Regions from separate parts of the Homo sapiens genome. Here regions 1, 2 and 3 are each linked to region 4. A link is a contact called in ENCODE Hi-C or POLR2A ChIA-PET data. All regions are on one chromosome and are shown on one strand. Each heading gives the region's core, a stretch centred on a gene start or an enhancer-like site at or near the end of the contact. The rest is flanking DNA. Distances are from core to core; before and after follow the strand shown. Region 1 holds the start of MARK3 (microtubule affinity regulating kinase 3). Region 2 has its middle 17 kb from the start of DYNC1H1. Region 3 overlaps PPP2R5C (protein phosphatase 2 regulatory subunit B'gamma). Region 4 holds the start of ANKRD9 (ankyrin repeat domain 9).

Evidence for each region. Hi-C counts contacts between places; a loop is a spot of excess contacts on that map. ChIA-PET counts read pairs that join two places held with the same protein, here RNA polymerase II (POLR2A). Pooled maps may share reads with other maps.
Region 1: a pooled map shows a loop between it and region 4 (4-fold over the local background). The contact joins the promoter of MARK3 here to the promoter of ANKRD9 in region 4. A Hi-C loop is called at or near these places in 6 of 50 pooled maps.
Region 2: a loop to region 4 is called in a map of ascending aorta, with 5 times the contacts of the local background. The contact joins the enhancer-like site here to the promoter of ANKRD9 in region 4. A Hi-C loop is called at or near these places in 2 of 168 maps with a recorded cell type or tissue (Ramos and ascending aorta), 1 of 37 single-sample maps with no recorded cell type and 9 of 50 pooled maps. POLR2A ChIA-PET finds 5 or more read pairs at or near these places in 2 of 52 experiments (T-cell and WTC11).
Region 3: a loop to region 4 is called in a pooled map, with 3 times the contacts of the local background. The contact joins the enhancer-like site here to the promoter of ANKRD9 in region 4. A Hi-C loop is called at or near these places in 2 of 50 pooled maps. POLR2A ChIA-PET finds 5 or more read pairs at or near these places in 4 of 52 experiments (B cell, HEK293, K562 and 1 more).

Annotation. Positions count from the first base shown.
Region 1 is chr14:103,383,744-103,386,699 of GRCh38, forward strand. MARK3 (microtubule affinity regulating kinase 3) reads left to right here and starts at 1,672. Exons shown (of 18, transcript NM_001128918.3): 1 at 1,672-2,337. The coding sequence starts at 2,287. RefSeq lists enhancers at 497-1,488, 1,489-2,478, 2,419-2,608 and a silencer at 1,949-2,138.
Region 2 is chr14:101,946,695-101,949,420 of GRCh38, forward strand. No RefSeq gene overlaps it. Among named protein-coding and RNA genes, the nearest start is that of DYNC1H1, 17 kb to the right of the region's middle. RefSeq lists enhancers at 906-1,567, 1,272-1,391, 1,692-1,881. Within about 2 kb of position 1,462, at least 33 of the 41 ENCODE cell types and tissues checked have a DNase peak (open chromatin) inside an H3K27ac peak, as active enhancers do; they include ascending aorta, where a contact is called at or near this core.
Region 3 is chr14:101,818,395-101,821,148 of GRCh38, forward strand. All of the region lies in intron 3 of PPP2R5C (protein phosphatase 2 regulatory subunit B'gamma), which reads left to right. Among named protein-coding and RNA genes, the nearest start is that of PPP2R5C, 58 kb to the left of the region's middle. RefSeq lists an enhancer at 2,130-2,389. Within about 2 kb of position 1,322, at least 10 of the 41 ENCODE cell types and tissues checked have a DNase peak (open chromatin) inside an H3K27ac peak, as active enhancers do; they include B cell, where a contact is called at or near this core.
Region 4 is chr14:102,508,403-102,511,294 of GRCh38, forward strand. It overlaps ANKRD9 (ankyrin repeat domain 9), which reads right to left and starts at 1,374. Exons shown (of 4, transcript NM_152326.4): 1 at 1,127-1,374; 2 at 239-444; 3 at 73-147. LOC105370679 (a long non-coding RNA gene) reads left to right here and starts at 1,641. Exons shown (of 4, transcript XR_007064352.1): 1 at 1,641-2,892. RefSeq lists silencers at 162-323, 1,318-1,757, 1,918-1,967 and enhancers at 1,448-2,091, 2,092-2,737, 2,738-2,892.

The DNA of each region.
Region 1 (2,956 bases), core at 422-2,921, 880 kb after region 4:
TCAGGTGTTTTAACATTGGGAGCCTCTGGCCTCTCTGGGAGTGAATCTGGCGTTTAAAGATACATATATTTGGCCGAGCGCAGTGGCTCACGCCTGTAATCCCAGCACTTTGGGAGGCCGAGACGGGCAGATCACAAGGTCAGGAGATCGAGACCATCCTGGCTAAGACGGTGAAACCGCATCTCTACTAAAAATACAAAAAAAATTAGCCAGGCATGGTGGTGGGCACCTGCAGTCCCAGCTACTCGGGAGGCTGAGGCAGGAGAATGGCGTGAACCCGGGAGGTGGAGCTTGCAGTGAGTGGAGATCGCGCCACTGCACTCCAGCCTGGGCGACAGAGCGAAACTCCGTCCCAAAACAACAACAACAACAACAACAACAACAAACATATATTTCGTGGAGCAAGAAATGTCTCAAACATAGCAAGAGAGTTGGGATGCCAACGGACCAAAGGGAAAGCAAGCATGACATAGCCCCCCACTACAAGGGCTTACCTATTATCCAAGCTTTGGGAGCTAGGTTAGAATCCCAGCTCTGTCGCTAACCAACCTGTGTACTTTAGCCAAGTCACTGTACCTGTCTAGACTTCGGATCGCATGTGTGTCTGCCCATCTCATAGGGTTACCCTGAGGCTAAATGAGGTAACAAATGTCATGAACCCACAAGGTAGACTCGACTCTCGGTAACAGTTCGTGTCACCCCCATCTCACACTACTCTCCCTCTTCGGACCCTGCACCCATGGATTCCATCCACCGCTGGCCAGGAGCTGAGTAGAGGCACCGAGCACGTGAAGAGGTGAATGGGCAAGGAAGGCTTCCAGGTCAGGTAGCATTTCCAGTGTTCCAGCCTGCAGGCATCTACCGAGCCTGGCCCGAGGCTGGCACCCAGAGATGCTTCCAGTCTTCCAGCAGCAACGCACTGACTGTAAGAAAAGCCTGCTTATAAACCCCCTACAGGCATTTGGAAGCTGGTCCCTGGGGTCCTCTACAGATTCATTTCGCCCCCAAACCCATCCCCTTTGTGCCACCCTCGTTATTGCACTCTTCCATCCGGATGGCATTTAGCTGGGTCCGGGTCTGTCACCCGTCTGACCACCAGCTCCTTGAGGGCAAGAGGCGCCTGCTGCCCTCAGGGTCCGCGCCCAGCCCGCAGCTGCTCAGATCCGGAGACGGGAAGGTTTGTTGGCGAGAACCTGACTCCCGGGTCACAGTTAAGGATGCAAGAGCCCGGCGCCTTCCCGTAGCCCCGGCCCTGTCATTAATTAATGCTGGGGCTCCATTCGGTGCAGCGCAGTCCCAGGGATGCAACCGCAACTTTTGCGCACAATAGGCTCTCGATCTGTAATCCAGCCAACCCAGGCCTGTAGTGTGTAAATGCCAACTCAGCGGGAGGGCTCTGGCTGTCGCCCAGAGCCGTTTCTCGGCTCTTTCGCGGTTGCCGGCGCGCTCGGGACAGGAGGAACCCGCAGCCCGCGGGAGTCAGCGGAGACCCGACCAGCACTATCCAGCCCTCTGCACCGCCCCCGCGGCGAGGTCTGGACCAAGTCGCCCCTAGCAACAACAGCCGGGCCGGCTTTCTCAGGCCATGCTGATTGGCGGGACTCCGGGTGGCGGCCTGTCGTCACTTCCGGCAGCCGGAGGCAGCAGAGGAAGCCGAGGGGCGGCCATCTTGGCTCCGTGAGGCTCTGAGGTGCCGGGGTGCGGCGGCGGCAGCGGCGGCCAGCAGGGCGGAGGCTGAGGCAGCAAGCTCGCTAGAGAGGGAGAAGCAGTCGGGCGCAGGCGCCTCCTCCGCAGCCCGCTCCATGGTCGGCGCCCACAGCCCGCGGCGGCCTGTCTTGCGCTCCACTTCCTTCACATCCTCCTCCGCCTCCTCGTTTTCAGGCGCCGCCGGCGGCGCTGTGTGGAGGCCCGCGAGCTGAAATTCGCGGTGCGACGGGAGGGAGTGGAGAAGGAGGTGAGGGGGCCCAGGATCGCGGGGCGCCCTGAGGCAAGGGGACGCCGGCGGGCCGAAGCGCAGCCCGCCGCCCGCAGGCTCGGCTCCGCCACTGCCGCCCTCCCGGTCTCCTCGCCTCGGCCGCCGAGGCAGGGAGAGAATGAGCCCCGGGACCCGCCGGGGGACGGCCCGGGCCAGGCCCGGGATCTAGACGGCCGTAGGGGGAAGGGAGCCGCCCTCCCCACGGCGCCTTTTCGGAACTGCCGTGGACTCGAGGACGCTGGTCGCCGGCCTCCTAGGGCTGTGCTGTTTTGTTTTGACCCTCGCATTGTGCAGAATTAAAGTGCAGTAAAATGTCCACTAGGACCCCATTGCCAACGGTGAATGAACGAGACACTGAAAACGTAAGTAACCTGGGCGTTGTAGTTGGCGGACCTTCGGGGTGGCATTCGTGCTCCTCGGGCAGTGCCTTGCAGTCGGGTGTTCCCCCCAGCCGAACGCTCTGGAAATAGAGGGCAGGCCGTAGTCACCCAGGAGGCAGCCAGGTCGGACCGTTTCCTCCAGAAGTCTGCCGTGTCCCGCTGTTCGCGGGCGGGTCTGCGAAGTACATCGATTATGCCGGCAGTCTAGTCGGTTAATAAAGCCCAGGAGTTGCAGCGTTACGGATCGGTGCTTTGAGAGGCCAGGTTGCCGCGCAATGGATTGTGCAAACGTGTGTGTCAGATCACTGCAGTGGTCAGTGCTTATTTTAGCCGAACTCTGCTTTTAACTTGGTCAGGCAGTTCTTGAGAGACTGTCACATTAATAACATATGTTACCGGTGCTGATTAAGAGTAATCGATTGGGTCAAGTGGGCGGTCTCGTTCTTTAAGATGGTCTGGAACTAAATTTAATCACAGTCACTAAGTGTCCACTGAGGGATCTTTGCGGTCCCCTTAGGAATTCCAAAACACTAGCGCGCAGCCTTTATTAAGGCAGTTTCCTTTCCATACAAATCTTTTTTGAAGGAGTTGGTTAAACATT
Region 2 (2,726 bases), core at 212-2,711, 560 kb before region 4:
GAGACGCCCGCAGCCTCTCCCCTATCTCCAACCTGTCTCCCCCGCTAGATCGTGAGCTCTGTGGGAACATTGCCCAGGCTTGTCTTGTTCACCAACGTGCTTCCAGTGCCTGGCACTGTGCTCAACCCCTCCACGCCCTCGCTCAAACTCAATCGATGTTTGATAGAAAGATGAAGAGAGATTTGTTCGGTCAGAGAGAACAGCATGATGACAGAAGGAAGGCGTACAATCAAAAGCTGTGTGCAGGGCCAGGAGCGGTGGCTCACGTACTCCCAGCACTTTGGAAGGCCTAGGCGGGAGGATCACTTGAGCTCAGGAATTCAAGACCACCCTGGGCAACATGGCGAAACCCCGTCTCTACAAAAAATACAAAAACTAGGCCGGGCGCAGTGGCTCGCGCCTGTAATCCCAGCACTTTTAGGAGGCCGAGGCAGTCAGGAGTTCGAGACCAGCCTGGCCAACATGGTGAAACCCCGTTTCTACTAAAAATACAAAAATTAGCCGGGTGTGGTGGCGAGCGCCTATAATCCCAGCTACTCGGGAGGCTGAGGCAGGAAAATCGCTTGAACCTGGGAGGCGGAGGTTGCAGTAAGCCGAGATGGCGCCACTGCACTCCAGCCTGGGCGACAGAGCAAGACTCCGTCTCAAGAAAAAAAAAAAAAGAAAAAAACCACTAGCCGGGCGTGGTGACGCAGGCCTGTAGTCCCAGCTGTTCGGGAGGCTGAGGCAGGAGGGTCGCTTGAGCCCGTGAGCCGAGATCGCGCCACTGCACTCCAGCCTGGGCGACAGAGCGAGACCCTGTCTCAAAAATTAAATAAATAAATAAATAAATAAATAAAGGTGTGTGCAGGTAACAGCAAGTAGTCTTAAAAGAGTAGACCGAGGTGTGTGCAGAGGGCAACAGTTGGGATATTTGCCTCTGTCTAATTAGCACCTTTGGACATTTGCGTCAGGCTCTGTGCTGACAAAGAGCGCACTGACGACCACAGTAGGGCCCTGCCAGTCCTGTGATGGCACCCAGCATTTAAGTGTGACAGAAGCCACCCACAACAAGCTACATACTGCATATAATTTAAGGGGGTCACGGCCCCGGAAGCCCAGCCATGGACCACGGTTTAAGTACCCCTAGTCCAGCTGGAACAATAAACATGAAATGAGTGCCTGGCTTGGAATGCAAGCCAGGCCGTGACAGAAATGAGGAAGGAGCCGATGGTTTCAGAGGCTGTCGCGAGGAGAGGGCCTTAGAGGCAGGCGGGGGACGACAGCGGACCTAAACTTCTGGGCCCAGGAGAAGTTCGTTCTTTCCTCCAGGATACCTGGAGCCGAGTGCAGGATCTCAGCGAGAAATGCCCCAATCTCAAGGGCGGCACCGAGAGGTGACGCAAGCGGCGCGCGAGGTTGCGTCAATGCAGGACCGCCCCGCCTCCGGCCTGTGCATTGTGGGACCTAAGGGCACCTGTCAGACGCCCAATCTCGCGAGTGAGCGAGATTCACGCGGAACGCAGAGGTGAGAACGGGGAAGGCCCTCCTCAGCAGGAGTCCCGCCCCCTGAAGGGCATGGGCCAATCACAATGCCTCTCCTTCCTGGCCGCTGGGATTGGTCCGAGGGTGCACATGACCGGACTGCGGGACATGTGACCGTGCCGATCTAGGTCGTGTGACCCGTCTGGTGTAGTCCTGGAACAAGGGTTTTGCTGCGGAGGGAAACGGCCAGAGACCTCGATCTAAGACCGGGGTTTGGAGACTGGCGGGCCTCGGAACAGCAGAGCTAGCGGACTTCCGGTCTGGCCCTCTGCTCACGGCCGAGGGCAAGGCGGGTTAGGTCACTTGCTGAGGAAAGAGCTCAATATGTCACGTGTTCCTCTCCCAATGACGTGGACCTCAGTTCCCTCTCCAGTGAAGTGGGCACAGTGTTGCCCGAAAAAGGGTGCTCTGGGGCTTGCCTGAGACGGGACGCGTGGAAATGCCCTGCCGAATATGAATGGGGCGATGGCCTCGCGGGACGGAGCAGCCCAGGAAAGCTGACCGTGGGCTGGGTTGTGGAGCGGAGCCCCAGGGCCTCGGCTGACTTAGCGGCCAGTCGTACATAGTGGGTATGCGGCGGGCCCGACGCCAGTCGTTGTGGACCACTGACTTGTAATCTTTACGACCTCAGTGAGGGTCAGAAGTGTCCGCGAGCCCTGTAGGCGAGGAGAGGCCTGGCTGAGGGCGCACAGCCTGGAAGGGGAGAAACTAGAGCTGGACTCTGCTTGACCCACAGACCCTCCGCCAGGTTGCCTTTGCGAGGCAAGAAGCGAAGGTTGGCGAGCCAGCTGGGAGTACCCACCCCCTCCATGCCTGGTGGAGTCACCCAAGCCCCAGCGACACCCCGGCCTGCCCAAGGTACTGGTGACCCTGGAGGCCGGGGCCCTGGCTTCTCAGTCAGGGTCTCCTCCCCATGGCGGCAGAGCTGTCTGGCGTTTTGAGCCCTTTACACCAGGGGCAAGAGGGCTGCAGGCCAGAGCCAGCAAAAGAGAAGAAGCAGAGGGAATGAGAAACCTAGAAGGTGGAACGGGAAGGAGGGAGTGAAATGGGCAAAGGCCTCCAAAAAAAACAACTTCCGCCTCCTAAGTTTAGTGCATTTAACTCTATAAATATCTATTGAACACCTACTGGATGCCAGGCACTTTTCTAGGCACTGGGCAGCTAGCATTAAACAGAAGGCAGAAACCCCTGCCTTCAACAAA
Region 3 (2,754 bases), core at 72-2,571, 690 kb before region 4:
GGAGGCCAAGGTGGGCAGATCACCTGAGGTCAGGAGTTCAAGACCAGCCTGGCCAACATGGTGAAACCCCATCTCTACTAAAAATACAAAAATTAGCCAGCGTGGTGGCGGGTGCCTGTAATCCCAGCTACTAGGGAGGTTGAGGCAGGAGAATCACTTAAACCTGGAGACGGAGGTTGCAGTGAGCCGAGATCACGCCACTGCACACCAGCCTGGGCAGCAGAGTGAGACTCTGTCTCAAAAAAAAAAAAAAAAGTGAGCAATATCTGTGGTTAATCTCAAATAGGGTGGCTTTCCGTGTCATTTCCCTTTAGTTGTTTTTAAATGCAGATGTTGCTTTAATTAAATAATATTTGAAATAAGTGGGGTCCCAACTATAACCTTATATCTTATTGTTTTTAAATGTTGATATTTTGGTGTTTTCAGTAGAATTTGAGCTGTTAACAGTGATTAGGTTTTTTCAGTTTGTCATCGATGTATGTGACCTCGTTATAATACACATGGATTTTTGTCTGCTGGTTGTGTTACTCATGAGCAATGTGTTCTAATTATGGTATTTTAACTTATAACTTATGAAAAAGTTATGTTTCACTCTAGGGAACAAGTCCTGAAGAACCCTCAAGCCCTAAAGTACCACCTCCACTTCTTCCTGAGTTGCTGGTTCTTATTTTTGGTGGGCTTCAAGGAAGAGGTGGGTGGTGAGGGTGTCTGTATATGTGTGTTTACATTTGTAGACAGTTTCTGTACATGTATAATTAGGAATGGGTTGTCGGTTTTGGTTTTTTTCCCAGCTTTATGTAATTGGTCAGACTTCTCAAAGGGGGGTAGCACTTGATAATCGCTCTCTTGGAACTCTGAAGCCTTTGCATGGAGCAGTGTTCACCCTGGGCAGCCTGTGGCCCCTGGGGTCACAGAGCTGCTTTCCAGGGGGTTTGCAAGGCCGTCACTGCCTCATAAGATTACCAAGATCTAATTTACCTCTCACTGTGTGGACGTTTGCCCTGGTGGTGCAAAGGCAATGGTGAGGAATATGGCGCCTTTCTTTCATCGAGCAGGACAGCGGTGTTCAGCTAGCAACACACCAGTCTGACCCAAGAATGTCCTCGATAAAGCATGAAGTTACTGGTTTTTTAAGTCTCAACTCTTTTGTATACCTTTTTAATTTTGTTTTTGTTTGGGTTTGTTTTTAGTTTTGTTTTTGTTTGGGTTTGTTTTTAGTTTTGTTTTTGTTTGGGTTTGTTTTTGTTTGGTTTTTTGGTTGCTCAGGCTGGAGTGCAATGGCGCAATCACAGCTCACTGCAGCCTCAACCTCCCCAGCTCGAGCATTCCGCCCACCGCAGCATCCTGTGTAGCTGGGACTACAGGCAAGCACCACCACACCCAGCGTGGTTTTTTGTTGTTGTTGTTTTGGTAGAGCTGGGGTCTCACTGGGTTGCTCAGGCTGGTCTCAAACCCCTGGGCTCAAATGATCCTCCTGCTTTGGCCTCCCAGAGTGCTGGGATTAGAGGCGTGAGCCACCGCACCCAGCCTCCTTTTTAATTTTGCGTGACGAAATGCAGAGTTCACATGAAGCCGTTCTAGCATGCTGGAGTGTGATGGCCGTCTCGAAGAAAAGCGCCCATGTGATGTGTGAGTTATGAGCCAAAATAGCCACTTTTTCCAGGAACTTTAAATTATGAGAATAGTAATGTAAAATCATTTTTACTTGACAGAACAAAAAGCAGACAAACTGTGGATATTAAGACTTAAATATTTGGCTGATATTTTCTAGAAAATCTATGAAGTGAGCTTATCAATTGAGGGGAAAACAACTGCGACACTGTTTTTGGCCCATGGTAAAATTTGAGCTTTCAAGAAAAATTTGAACTTTGGAGAACTTTTATCTGCCAGTGTAAATGTGGCAGCTCCCAGTGCCACAGACTCTTCTGCTGAGAGGGGTGGTGACATTAGCAAGTGGGGTTTCTTGATGTATACGGTGGAAGGTCACACACCACATGCAGCAGTGTGTTCTCAGTGACCAACGAACGATGCTACAAACAAGCGTGGGTGAAGAGCCACCAAAGTGTAAGACACACTGCCGGGTGTTCATGTAACTGACAGGTTCATCAACATGGTTTCAGATTCCTCATTGCAACTAATCTTTAAGGAACTATCACTTGTTGAATTTTAGCATAGGCAAAGAAGAACATCGGCAATTTTTTGAGAAGCATTGAAACCTCCCTTTTCCCACCAGACGTGTCTGTCTGAGCCTGGGGTGTTTCTTTACATATACTTGAACCAGAATAGCATATCACAGCAAGTTGAACACAGAAGCATGTCGGCAGATCCGCCTGTCTTCTGTTGAGTATTGAAGATACATGCAAAAATGTACAACATGGCCATTTTCTCGCTGGTTTCTTTTTGAAAATAAGGTTATTTTCATAAAATATTACTTAACATGAAGTGAACCTATTGCTAATTTAATGAATAAGTAAATATTTTTAAAATTTTCAAGTATGGTCAGTATCAATGGATATAACCCCCATAATCAAAGCTCTTTAGGGTTCTCCATACTTTCTAAGAATGTAAATAGGTCTTGACACCAAAAAAATGGAAAACACGTGGACTTGGAAGTTTTTCTCGAATGGGCTGGATGTGACCCTGACCCTGTTTTTACCAAGCCTCCTTGGTTTTTTCCCTCTTTTCTCTAAAAAAAAAAATAAAATAAAAATAAAAATAAAAAAAAATTAAGTAGTCAGTGGAATCATCTAAACT
Region 4 (2,892 bases), core at 124-2,623:
CCCCAGACCACTTGGAGGCCCCTGGAGCCTCTTCCTGGGCTGTTCAGAGGCATGATCCAGACTCAGACCTACCTGGTTCCTGCACCGCGATCACCTAGTTCCGGGGATGTGGGTATATCACAGTCCCTGGCCGAGCCTCAGCTTTATCTGTAAGAAAGGGGAGGGGTGGACGACGGCTGTGCGGGCGGGGTGAGCCTGGGGCGTGGCACCAGCCCTCTATCCAAACATGTTTGCTTACACGTTAGCTCCTGGGAGGAGATAGGAGGGTGAAAACAACCTGGAGACCGGTGTGCACCGCACTGCACAGTCTGCCATCCTCTTCAGGTCCCATACCTCTCTTGATCTCCCCGACTACTAGATGAAGCGGGTACTGCCATCCCACTTTCCAGCAGGGCACAAGCTTCTCCAATTCTCCAAGGTCAGCAAGCCACGGCAGAGCCAGGCCTAGAACTCAGGTCCCCTGCGTCTCAGTTTGGGCTCATTCCAGAATTGGTGGGGACCCCCAACCCACAGGCAATCGAGCTTAGGCCCTGACCCTGCCCTCTGAGTCCCCAGCCCCGACCTGAGCCTAGGCGTCTGACCTCTGGCTCCGTCCCAACCTCCCTACTGCCTTCTTTCAAGGGTAAGCCCTTGGTCACAAGGGGCCTGGGACAGAAGGCAGGCCGCGTCCACACACACTGACTGGGTCACTATCACTGGCAGTAACTGAGTTAAAGAGAGCGGCGCGGTGCGGGTAGGCTGTGGCCCGTGGGCAACACCGTGACTGGAGCCCCTTCCCCAAGCCTGGGCCTCCGGGCCCCAGATATGCCCTGTGCCGGCACGCGTGGGGCGCCGGGCGGGTTACGTAAAGTTCGGCCTCCCCACGTCACCGGGCAGAGTCACGGCCGCGGCTCGTGAATAAGGGGGTTGGGCCATCGAAGGCAGCGCCGCGCCCGGGGCCACCCGCCACCTCCTACCCGTCCCCTCCCGGCCTGCACGGCCAGACGTCGGGCGGCGGAGGGTCGCGGGGCCGAGCGGGGCGTCCGCGCGCAGGTGGCCGGCGCAGCGAGGGCTGCACCTGCGTGCGCGTGTGCCGGAGGAGGAGGGGGCGGCGGCCGCGGGCGCGGCGCGGGGGACGGGGACTCACCATGGGGGGCGCGGGGGCCACAGGCCGGGCGTCCCCGCCCCTGCCGCGGACCGGAGCGCGCGCTGTCCCCCGCGGGCGAGCGGGCAAAGGTCCCACGACGGACGCACGGGAGGGAGCCACCGCCGCCCGCGCCCGCCGCAGCCGCGCTCTGAGCCGCCGCGGCCGGATCGCAGGGCGGCGGTGCCGTCGCCGGCGGCGGGCGGCGGGCGGCGGGCGGCGGGCGGCGCAGTGCGGCCCCGGCCAGGCAGGACAGCGGGACCGTCCGCCGCCGCCATTGGCCCGCGCCGCCGGCCCCCGCCACCACCCATTGGCCGCCGCGCTGCACCATTGTTACGTCACTGGCCGGCGGGCGGGGCGCACCGCTGGACCCGCGGAAAACTTCGGAGAAACTTGAGGGAGCGCCGGCGGGGAGAACGGAGAGGAGGGGCGGGGCCGTGGCGAAAGGGGCGGGGCGTTGATGGGCGGGGGCGGGGCTCCCGGAACCCGAGCTGCGGGCGAAGAAAGGCTCCGAGCTCCGAGCTGCCCTAGCCCGGGAGGGCGCCGCTGCTCTGCGAACTCGGGCGCGCGCGTAGGTGGCCCGCCCTCCGCCGTGCGTGACTTTCCTCGTCGCGTCCAGCTCCCCTTTTCTTTGACCTTACGTGACCTTGGGAAAAACCTCCAGGCTGCTACCCCATCTGCACATGGGAGGGCCGGGGGTAGGAGCCGCGACCCCTAAGGGCTCCACCGCCTTCTGCCCGGCCAGGGTCGTGCCTGGCGCGCCCCCGCTCCAGCTGACCCGCGCAAGGGAGGGAGGGGCGGACGGATGGGGACAGCTGTTTAGGAGCGCGCACTGCGCCCATCTCGGCCTCAACACTCATGTTTCCACTTCGTTTCACGACCACCAGCCACAGTGGACACGATGATCCCCAGTTCACCCGCCAGCAAATCAGGGCTCAGAGAGGTGGCCTCAAAGAGAGGAGCGGCCAGGAGGGAAGCCGGGGGTTTGCCCTGCGGTTCTTCCCACATCTGGGCGGGATAGATTCGATTGGGCCTCGGCCACCCCCACCGTCTCCGTCGGGGGTTCCAAGGTTTGGGGTCATGACCTAGGGGGCTTAGGAGCCTGGGTCCATCTCAACTAATTTATGGCCTCACTCGCCCCCAGCGGCTGGGAATTCTAGGCCCATTTTACAGATGTGGACGCAGATCTGGAGAGGGGCAATGACTGCTCAACCCCCCACCCATCCTCCCAGACACGACCTTCCACCTGGAATCCCCCCACACACGTTCTCAGAGGCCAGGCAGCCGGGGTCTCATGGTGAAATCCCCACATTCCATGCAGGGGCTCTTTCTGGTTCCTTCCCTAGAATGCTGTCCCTGCCCTTCCAGTACTATCTCACCAGGGAGACCCTCCCACTCCCCCACTCCGCTCCAACCAAGCAAGGCCTCTGCCTCGCCCCGGTGGGAGGGGCCTCGTCCAGAGGGCACGCCCCTGCACACACAATCAGCCCTGTCCTGGCTTCTCTGTGTGCCCCAGCCAGTCAGTCTGGGTGGAAGTCTTACCTGGGCCCTCTCAACAGACCTAGGCAGGCCTCTGTCCCCAGCCCAACGAGCTCAATCCCTTAAGCACACACGCCACAGAGCAGTCCTGAGAGGCCAGGTGGACAGTACCATGAGGCAGACAAAGCTGTGAGGCCCAGAGAGGGTCAGGCCACCCCAGCCCAGGTAGGCACTCACATGTATCCTGCCCAGGCTGCCATGCATGGACCCACCAGGGGGATGACCAGACC